Regions from separate parts of the Homo sapiens genome. Here region 1 is linked to region 2. The links are chromatin loops, found by intact Hi-C in ENCODE. Cell type or tissue: Calu3. All regions are shown on one strand. Links, peaks and the distances in the headings refer to the core of each region. The heading gives the core; the rest is flanking DNA.

Region 1 (5,472 bases), core at 221-5,220, 230 kb after region 2:
ACTGAGTTGAGAAGCCATTGGTGACCCTTGCAAAACATCAGTTTGACATTACTTGGTTGTCCATCATCTCCCCCGACTGTTTTGGTAGATGAACAGTTAGGCTATTTTCTTGTCAGGGAGAGAAGCTTTACAAAAGAGAGATGTTTTATTCAGGATCATCCTCGGGTAAGAATCTGAGGTAAGGCCATCTGGCTCCAACTGTAAAGCAATCCATTACTCACAGACTTTGGGGGAAATACTGAACCCAAATATTTTCACTATGGCAGGTACTTCCTTTACTCTGAATGCCTACAAGCCATATATTAAGATAGCATATCATTCTAGGCATAACGTTCTGCCTAGAATGTTTTGCCCGCCCTTAATCCTAGATTCCTACTTGTCCATTAAAACTTAATTTTTATGTCACCTCTTCCTCCAAGCTTTCACTGACCTCCCAGGCAGAGTTAAGCACCTTTATCATAGTAAATACCATAAAGTTAAAATTATTTGACTATATTACTATCACCTGAAGCAGACTGTGTTTTCCTGGAAATCGTAGTGTACTAATCTTGGTATCTCTTCAGCACACAGCAGGCACTTTAAAAATGTTAGAGGAATGAGTATAGAAATAAAAGTAAAGGAGCTCCTATTGAATTTTCACGTTGGTTTTGAGTTTGGAATGGAAACAAACCATAAATAGACAATGTGGCCTTTAAACCAGCCAAGAAGATGCTTAAAATATTGACTCATTAAAAACTAAAATGTTTTCTAACCTAGCAAGATTTTCTCATCTTAAATATGGTTTCTGACCACGTCAAATTCCTCACCTTACAATCATTTTCTTTTCTCCCTTTTGAAAAAAAGAGTACACATTTTCTGATATAAAAATTGAGGTCTAAATTATATATCTAGTTTAGGACTCATTGATAATATATGCAACTGAAAATGGATTGTTTGTAAAAAGAAAAAGTGATTCCAAGATCAAGTGGTTCACAGGGCTAGGTAAGAATTTCACATAAATATTTACACCTGTTTATGAAGCTGTGATCTGTGCAAGAGCACAAGCCACTGATACAAGTCTGAAATCTTCCATTTAACTAAAAGAAAAATTTATGGCAAATTCGGTGTATGAACATGTTATTTTTCAATTTCCTGATGACAGTAATCCATTGGGGGAGGGTAATAAAGCACAAAACAGTGGAAAACTCAATGCTCTGGACACTTAAAGATGGAAACAAGACTCAAGTGACCCACTCAGACTCTTCTAGACTGTAATTCATTCTGTTTGATCACCTGAACAAAAACATGAGCCACGGAAAGATAGCTAATTAGAGTATTTAACTAGCTCCTTTAGAGTTATCTAAGTCCCTACCTTATTTCTTGCAGAATTGCAAATCAAGATCGGGGGGTGGGGGGGGGGGAGCTGGGTAGAAACAGACTTGAAATTGAGGTGCTTTACATTCTGTCTTTTTCTCAGGTCATTAGACCCTATGGATTTTAGAAACTACCTACACAATGGAGACCCAAGGTTTATTTCTCCAACTTTAAAGGTAAGGACACTTATTTAAATGTTTAAATCCAGACACCCTAAAAAGCAGGCTATCAATGTGCCAGATGGACCAGAACTTTGATTTCATGTTTTTATAGTTTCCTTTTCACAAAATAAGAAAATATAAATTTTCAGCATTCACTGTAGACATTAAAGGTTGAGAAAACATTTCTATTAAAAACCATGCATTTTCTCTTGCTTCTAACTTGCTTAAAAATTTATTTTTTGTTTAAAAGTTCTATGTTTCAGCTGGACCCGAAGGAGAAATATTTTACCCTTTTGGAAAGGCTGCTTTAAAGCAATTCAGCCTTTCATGGGTTACAAGAACTACCTTAGAACTGTAGAAGAAAAAAAGCTGCCATCATACCTCTCCCCCAAGAAGCTTCCTTATCAAGTGAACTGCACAACAATAATTAACACTTAAAAACTTCCAATTTCAAAAAGGGAAAATTCCTGACAATATAGACTATGGAAAATGGTCTGCACACTAAGCTCTCCAGACCCCAAAAGGCTGATCAGTGAAGTTGTGTGAATAATGCTTTGTGAAGCATAGTGAAACATATCAGGCTGAAAACTACCAGCTCCAAACACGAGAAACAGACTGAAAGCTCTTTAAAAAAAGTCATGTCGCAGTGGCTTACGCCTGTAATCCCAGCACTCTGGGAGGCCGAGGCGGGCGGATCACCAGAGGTTGGAAGTTCAAGACCAGCCTGACCAACATGGAGAAACCCCGTCTCTACTAAAAATACAAAATTAGCTGGGCGTGGTGGCGCATGCCTGTAATCTGAGCTACTCAAGAGGCTGAGGCAGGAGAATCGCTTGAACCCAGGAGGTAGAGGTTGCGGTGAGCTGAGATCGTGCCATTTTACTCCAGCCTGGGCAACAGAGTGAGACTGTCTCAAAAAAAAAAAAAAAGGCGTGGTGGCTAATGCCTGTAATCCCAGCACTTTTGGAGGCCGAGGTGGGAGGATCACGAGGTCAGGAGATTGAGACCATCCTGGACAACATGGTGAAACTCCATCTCTACTAAAAATACAAAAATTAGCCAGGCGTGGTGGCGCATGCCTGTAATCCCAGCTACTCAGGAGGCTGAGGCAGGAGAATCACTTGAACCAAGAAGTTGGAGGTTGCAGTGAGCCGAGATCGCACCACAGCACTCCAGCCTGGAGACAGAGTAAGACTCTGTCTCAAAAAAAAAAAAAAAAAAACAAAAGACAAACAAACAAAAAGTCATGTCATTCTACTTCCGATCTTCAAACAGAAGAGATTTGTTCTTACCATTAAATGAAAACATTTCATGAGCTATCCATTTCAATACACATGATACCTCTCTTTCTTCATACTCCTGCAAAAATAAAACTCTAAGCCCCTCAACTGACTGAATGAAGGCCGCTCTTGGCCGAGGGCATTCCAAAGTAAACCTGAAAAACAAGTTCAGGCCATGATGGGAAGGGGAGGTCAAACACGCCTCATTATACCCTCATCCCTTTGGAATTCAGGCACAATTGACCAACATTAACATTAAAACAGAGATCTTAAGACTGGCAAAGCAGTCTCTCTGCAGCAATGAGATATCAAATTCCAACCTGACTCTAGTATAGAGTCAAGTATATGATAGATACCAGGCCCTGAAAAAAATCAAAGTGTTTTACCCCAAAATATATTTCTTTGACATATTTTGAAATGGTCCTGCAAAGCTATCTCTTGTGGGGAAAATCTACATTATGTTGAGAATCCTCCTCCCTTTCCAGTTCTTCTGTTCCTGAAGAGATTAGCTGCCAGTCTAGCACCTTTGAAACATTTGAACAGAAAACACTTGCCATCAATTGCCTCTAAGGGTGGCCACCTATGAGGCATAATAAAAACCTGCAAAAAACCTTGGTCTCCACAACCCCTTATCTTTACCCAGACACTCCTTTCTATTGATTCCTGGTCTTTAGATAATAACTTAACTCTTTTGACCAACTCCCAATCAGAAAATCCGTGAATCCACCTATGACCTAAAAGCCCGAGTTGTCCCACCTTTCCAGACTGAATCAATGTACACTTTACATGTATTGATTTATGTCTGCCAGTAACTTGTCCCCCTAAAATGTATAAAATCAAGCTGTCACCCAATCACATTGGGCACAGGTTCTCAGGACATCCTGGGGCTGTGTCACAGGCCTTGGTCACCCATATTTGGCACATAATAAGCCTCCTTAAATGTTTTACAGAGTTTGACTCTTTTTATCAACATTCCTATATTTGTCTCCTTGAACTATTTTATCTTACCATGTAATACAATTCATTTCTGGTTTTTTTAGGAGACGGAGTCTTGCTCTGTCGCCCAGGCTGGAGTGCAGTGGCGTGATCTCGGCTCACTGCAACCTCCACCTCCCAAGTTCAAGCGATTCTCCTGCTTCAGCCTCCCGAGTAGCTGGGATTACAGGAGCCTAACAATTCATTTCTTAGTGGAAATGTAAACCGAGTTTAAGTGGTCCCTCAATCTTCTTTCTCCCACACGAAGCAATCCAGTGACATCAAGTGTTCCTCATATACAGTATTTCATCTTCCAGTGCTATCATTTTTATGCTTGTCATCTCTCCCTTCTTCAGAGATTTCATCAGAGTTCTCTTTTAAGAATAAGATACTATCATCACCTATTTCACAATTAAGCACCTATCACCAGGAACGGATGCCTGAACCACAGTATCTTTGAATAGCTCAGTATAACCTCTACTTGAAGGTGAGGGACTAACATTATATTTAATTTAAAGAGATTATATTTAATTCTTATTAAAAGAAAAAACCCATTATGTACTATTATTAATCTCATTTTACAAATAAATCTGCAGCACAGAATGGTTAATAACTTATCCAAGGATAACCTAGCAGTGAGCTGAGATTTAGAATAAAGTCTTAGAACCACTAGAGCAGCATTCCTTAAAATGTAATGTACAAAAGAATTACCTGTGGGTCTTGTTGGAAAGCAAATTCTGATCCAGTAGATCTGAGGTAGGGTCTAACAAGCTTCTGAGTAATGCTGATGTTGCTGGTCCAGGGAACATACTTACGGTATGCGTATCAATCATCTCTAAGAACCCTCTTTCACACCAGTGAGAGGAGGCCCATCCTTCTCCTTTATGTTGAAATGTAATACATTATTGGACTCCTTTGCTTCCTCCCTTTAAGTCATTCTTGGTATGTCTTTCTGTGTTTATTTTATCTGTTTTGGTCAACTGTTTTTGTTTTGGAAGGAAGCATATAGAAAGTAAAATAAGAGATGTAAAATAATCCACTTTCTTCTTTAAAAGGAAGCAGCATTCTGAATTTTTAGGGCAGTGTAACATTTCTATTTTGGCTAACTACTGAAGTATAGGTTGAATATCCCTAATCTGAAATCCAAAATTAGAAATACTCCAAACTCTGAAATGTTTTGGGCATGAACATAATGTCCAGAAGAAATGCTCATTGCAGCATTTTGGATTTCCGGATTAGGGATGTTCAACTGGTAAGTATATTGCAAATACCGCAAGATCTAAAAAAATCCAAAATCTGAAACACTTCTGGCCTCAAGAATTTTGGATACAGGATATTCAACATGTAATAACAATTAGCAAATACTACCTGTAGTGCTTAAGAATTTATACTGGGGGAAGAGTCCATGAGAAGGAAACAACCACACCCTCTCTCTTCTATTTCCAAAAAGATACTCATCTTCTATATCACCCACCCACACTTTTAAGCATAAGTTTACAGTATCATTTCTAAATTCAGTTTAACATTGCTAGACCATTAGCTATGGCCTTGGGGAACAGCATTCTCACCAGAGTTGCAAGTACTCTGTAATGTAGTATGAAAATATCACCCAGTATTAATAATTCTAAGTGAAAATCAAACACATTCAATAAAACTGTATTAACTGAAGTGAAAAAGGAGAGTTCTTATACAATGGAATCACA
Region 2 (5,472 bases), core at 297-5,296:
ACCTGCAGAATGGGAGAAAACACTTGCAAACTATCCATCTGATAAGAAGTTACTATGCAAAATATATAAGGAACTCAAACAACTCAATAGCAAGAAAATAAAGTGACTAAAAAAATAGGTTAAAGACCTGAATAGACATTTCTCAAAGGAAAACATTAAAATGGCTAACGGGTACATGAAAAAATTCTCAAAATCAATAATCATCAGGAAAATACAAATCAAAACCACAATGAAATATCACTTTGCTCCTGTCAGAATGGCTGTTACCAAACGGACAAGACAAGTGTTGGCAATGATTGGAGAAAGAAAACTCTCATATACTATTGGGTCGGAATGTAAATTAGTACAGCCATTATGAAAAATAGTATGGATGCTCCTCAAAAAATTACAAAAAGAACTACCATATGATCCAACAATCCCACTGCTGGGTATGTATCCAAAGGAAATGAAACCGGTATGTCAAAGAGATATCTACACTTCATGTTTACTGAAGCACTCATAATAGCCAAGATATGGAATCAACCTAAGTGTCCATAAATGGATGAATGGATAATGAAAATGTGGTATATATACACAGTGAATACTATTCAGCCATAAATAAGAATGAAATCCTGTCATTTGTGGCAACATAGATGAACCTGAAGCATATTATGTCAAGTGAAATAAGCCGGGCACAAAAAACAAATACTGAACTGGTTGACTTGGCCTCAATTGCTTTCCAACAAGCAATCTCACTTGTATGTGGGATCTAGAAACGTTGATCTCATAGAAGCAGTGAGTATGATAGTGATACTAGAGGCTAGGAAGAGTGGGAGGTGGGGACATGGGGAGAGAGGGGTCATTGGGTACAAAGTTACAGTTAGATAGGAGGAATAAGTTCTGATGTTCTATTGTGCAGTAGGGTGACTATGGCTAACAATATTGCATTTTATTAGGTTGGTGCAAAAGTAATTGCAGTTTTTGCCATTATTTTTAATAGAAAAAAAACCACAATTACTTTTGCACTAACCTAATGTATTTCAAAATAACTAGAAGAGAGGATTTTGAATGTTCTCACCATAAAGAAATGATAAATGTATGAGGCGATGGATGTGCTAGATTCTCTGATTTGATCATTACACAATATATACATGTATTGGAACACCACAATGTACCTCATAAATATGTGTAATTATGATGTGTCAATTAATAAAAATAAACTATTTTTTAAAAGCCCCCAAATAATTTATCAAGTCCCTCAAAGTATGTACTCAAGTATTTCCCAAATCCTGTCAAGAAAAAAGAAGCTTCACAAAATCAACACCTCTCCCCACCAGTAACTCAAAAAGAAACAAAACAAAATAAAACAAAACAAAAACCTTTAACGCTTTTGTGTTGTCATTAAAAACTCATCTTTCTTTAAAAAAAAAAGCTAAAAAAGTGAACAGTACATCCTAGAAACAGGCTAATTCCAGTTCCAGTTCTGAAAATTCACTAGTTGGGCGTGATTTGGTGAAATCTCCCTTTCTTTCTTCACATCTTACACACAGACACACAAAGGCACAGGGAGAGCACCAGCTGTAACTGTTTGTAGAAGTCATAGAAGAACAGAAAGAAGTGACCTTAGTAACCTTTTACTTCAGGGACTGAGAATCTAATCCTGCTACTGTAGGCCTGGTGTGCCTCTGCTTATCAGGGTCCAACAATCACTGTGTCACCATATGACTGAAAAATACAAACTCCACCAATATTTTTAAAGGTGACAAGATTTCTGTTGCATTGAGCAATCTCAGAAGATACTATCTTCATTTTAATATAAAATGTATCAGATCTACACATCTGAATAGAAAAAGACACCAACATATCAAGGATATACAGCTGTAATAGGCCTTCTTTCCCAGTCAAATTTGAAATAAAAGACCTGAAGATCCAAGGCTACATTAATGCAAATTCTGCCTGTTGCAAGTATACTTTTTGATTAAATTGGCATACATCAAGTACAATTAGAAAGGCTATTTATAACGAAGAAATACATAATTCTGCATCTTAATGTAGATGACAATTACAGCTGATGGTTGCTAATTATCATTACTTCTTTTGCTTTGAGTGTTATATATTTCCTGTATGATCTTTATTGTTGACAATGGACACACCTAATTCTAGAAGGCACAAAATGGTTAATTATCAGTTATATCTGTGCTCATAACACATTCATTTGAGAAGCAAATGGTAACTTGCCCAGCTCTGGCTTCACACTGGAGACTAAAGGATCAAGTAGACTTGGTAAACTCTGACTCATTCATTTGGTAGGAAAGGTATTTATTTAAGTTTCTTTTAGAGCCAAGGCTCACCTACCCTGAGGTGTTCAGAATGACAGGGAGAAAGCCCCTCAACTCCTCTTTCCAGGTGGAGTGGTCTGTGGGGCATTGCTTGTTCCATTCAAGCAGAAATGAATGGTACATTTAATTCAGCTTCACCACCCTCTTGTGCCAAGATGACCACTGTGCTTATTCTCTTACGCAGCTTAGGGGTGTGTGATCAGTGTGGAGAGCCAGAAGTGAAATGGAGAGAAAGAAACACTGCAGCTTTCAGCACAGAAAACTATAATGCCCCCTTTGCTTATGCTGTAAATTACATATTTATTTTGTTAGCATGAGATAGATGAATATTTCTACATACAAAGGTGCCCAGCTAAAATCAGGATAAGTGATATTGATGTCTTATGGTCAGTATTATTGAACCTTAAAAGCAATAAACTTTATGAGTTAATAAATATTATATTTGCAACATAGTTAACATTCCTTTACTGTCTCTAGCACTTATTACACATTGTAACTGCAAGTCTACAATACATTATTCATATTTGGGGTGTCACCAAGTGATGGATTGCTGTAGGAGAGGTTGTCCTTTAAATAAATCAACAAATAAAAATGCAAATGTTAACATTTTCAGCCACAACTTTTTCCATCTTGAATGGGGAATGAAAATTTTACATAATATTGACAGCCAGCAGTGAGAACAATTAACAACCAACACTGTGAATGAGAAAGATGACTCTGCCACACCTGTTTTTTTCACCTGCACATGGAATGAAATGGAACTCTTCTAGGTATTTTCAGAGAACAAAGGAAAACCTGTCTCCCACTGGCATCTGTCTCACCCCCATCCTTGTTTGCAGGTCTTGAAAATTCTTGGAATTTAAGGTGGACAGGGGAAGAGCTTTTACTCTTGTTCCCTTTGGTACTTTCAAAGGTTTGTTGAGATAAAGAACAATAGGCTCTTCTCTTACATTAAGAGTTTGCATGTGACTGATATGTAGTCTATTTAAAAAAATGTCTTTTCTACACTTTGAAATAAAAACAGTACAAATAATCCTGATTCTGAAATCTGGAAAGCCACCACTATGCCTTCTTGGTAACTGATTTTCATAGTACTCTGATTTTTTTTTTTTAACTCTGCAATTCGTGTAAGAGACCTGTATGATGTCATCATGCATTTCTAAAGATAAAATATGGTGTGCTACATGTTGTTTTATTAAGCCAAATGCTCGTTACATAGGAAGCTTCTGAGAATCTATATTTAGCTGATCTGCAGTATTAAGGACAAATAGATAATCCTTTTTTAAAGTCTGTAAATATGACTCTTCACAGCAGTTTTAACCTGGGCTTGTAAAACTCTACAATGTTGATATGATCCATTCCAAAAATGTGTGCTGAGGATGTTTTATAAAACTCTTACTGGGGCAACATTTTATTCCATTTTTTCATACTTCCCTCTAAACTGAAATGCAACCATCAAAAACAATATATTAAAGTGGTGTTAAAGATCTCATTTTAATCTTTAACAATAGGAAAATTCACTAAGATTGAAAATCCAGATAATCTTCCTTCTTTACCTCTAATTCCTCCAAATGAATCCCTCAAGGTGAGCTAGGATGGAAACCCTCTGAGCACAAGCTTTCAGCCACAACGTTAAGTGATCCAAAGAGGAAGCTCCATCAACATTTCAGAAACACAACTTATTGTGGATCTTTGGAAGAATGCCAACAACAGTAGCATTAAAAATAAAAGAAAGCGGCTGGGCATGGTGGCTCACACCTGTAATCCCAGCACTTTGGGAGGCCAAGGCGGGCGGATCATGAGGGCAAGAGATCGAGACCATCCTGGCAAACATGGTAAAAGCCTGTCCCTATTAAAAATACCAAAAAAACAGATCACAAGGTCAGGAGATCAAGACCATCCTGGCTAACACAGTGAAACCCCGTCTCTACTAAAAATACAAAAAATTAGCCAAGCGTGGTGGTGTGCACCTGCAGTCCCAGCTACTCAGGAGGCTGAGGCAGGAGAATGGCGTGAACCTGGGAGGTGGAGCTTGTAGTGAGCCAAGATTGCGCCACTGCACTTCAGCCTGGGTGACAGAGCGAGACTCTGTCTCAAAAAATAAAATAAAATAAAATAAAATAAAAATAAAAATAAAAATAAAAATCCAAAAAAAAATTAGCCGGGTGTGGTGGTGGGCGCCTGTAGTCCCAGCTACTTGGGAGGCTGAGGCAGAAGAATTGCTTGAACCCGGGAGGTGGAGGTTGCAGTGAGCTGAGATCGCACCACTGTACTCCAGCCTGGCGACAGAGTGAGACTCCATCTCAAAAAAAAAAAAAAAAAAAAAGGAAGAAAGCAGCAACAGTGAAAGGATGCGGCAAACTAGTTAAATTCTCTTTTTGATTGTGTGTGGCCTCCAAAATAGAGAGGTTGTCATTGTCAACTGTTACAATATTTAAGATTACGAGGTTTGGAGTCTGAAATGCTGGCTTTGCCTGTTGTTAGCTATGTGATCTTAGACTGTTCTTCAATATCTCTGAACTTTAGTTTCCTAATTTTAAAAATGGGGATAATAGTGCCACCTCATAAGGTTGTGAAGATTAAATTAGACAATGCATATAAAGGGCTTGGCAAGGTGCTAGGGACATGGCAGATACTTAATAGATGGTAGCTATTGTTATTATCTTTTGTGTTGGAGTCATTTCTCAAAAGTTCTTTAAGATGCTTACCTTTCTAGCTCCAGAATTAAAGGAATGACAAAAAGAGCCAAAATACGATGAACACACTGTTTCCTAGGTTTGGCTTCTGTGGAACAGCATATCTATAGGCACTGGACTGGAATACAACTTTTTAGAGGAGGAAGAAATAATCTTTCTCTTCCCTTTGAAATTACCTCAAACCAAAATAATAAATTTTAGAGCACATCTTTAAAATCATCAGACTTGAGACTTGTAATTTGGGCATTTCTACTTTGCAAAGCCAATGGACTTCAAATTAACTACAAATTAAGTCTTAACATTTATATTCAATTCATCGGATAAGCTGCTATGAATTTAAGTGCTCAAAACCAATCATATCCCTGAAGAAACATAAACCAAGCCCTTTTGGTACTGACGTTTACATATTCAGCCTTAATTGCATAATGTGGGAGTTGGTTCATTAGACATGGGAAATT

The links. Hi-C counts contacts between places; a loop is a spot of excess contacts. Peaks named below come from ENCODE experiments on the same cell type or tissue, not always from the same donor. Only the 100,000 strongest peaks of a DNase experiment are listed, where the experiment ranks them.
Region 1: a loop joins it to region 2, with 4 times the contacts of the local background. A loop is called at or near these places in 2 of 110 quality-filtered maps.

What each region holds. Positions count from the first base shown.
Region 1 is chr18:36,945,526-36,950,997 of GRCh38, reverse strand. The region is part of intron 5 of KIAA1328; the gene reads right to left. Among named protein-coding and RNA genes, the nearest start is that of KIAA1328, 120 kb to the right of the region's middle. RefSeq lists an enhancer at 2,437-3,071. In Calu3, for the core only: no CTCF peak of the experiment used is centred there; a DNase peak (open chromatin) is centred at 2,967.
Region 2 is chr18:37,173,553-37,179,024 of GRCh38, reverse strand. The region is part of intron 9 of KIAA1328; the gene reads right to left. Among named protein-coding and RNA genes, the nearest start is that of SNORA111, 290 kb to the left of the region's middle. RefSeq lists a silencer at 2,965-3,259. In Calu3, for the core only: no CTCF peak of the experiment used is centred there; a DNase peak (open chromatin) is centred at 3,114.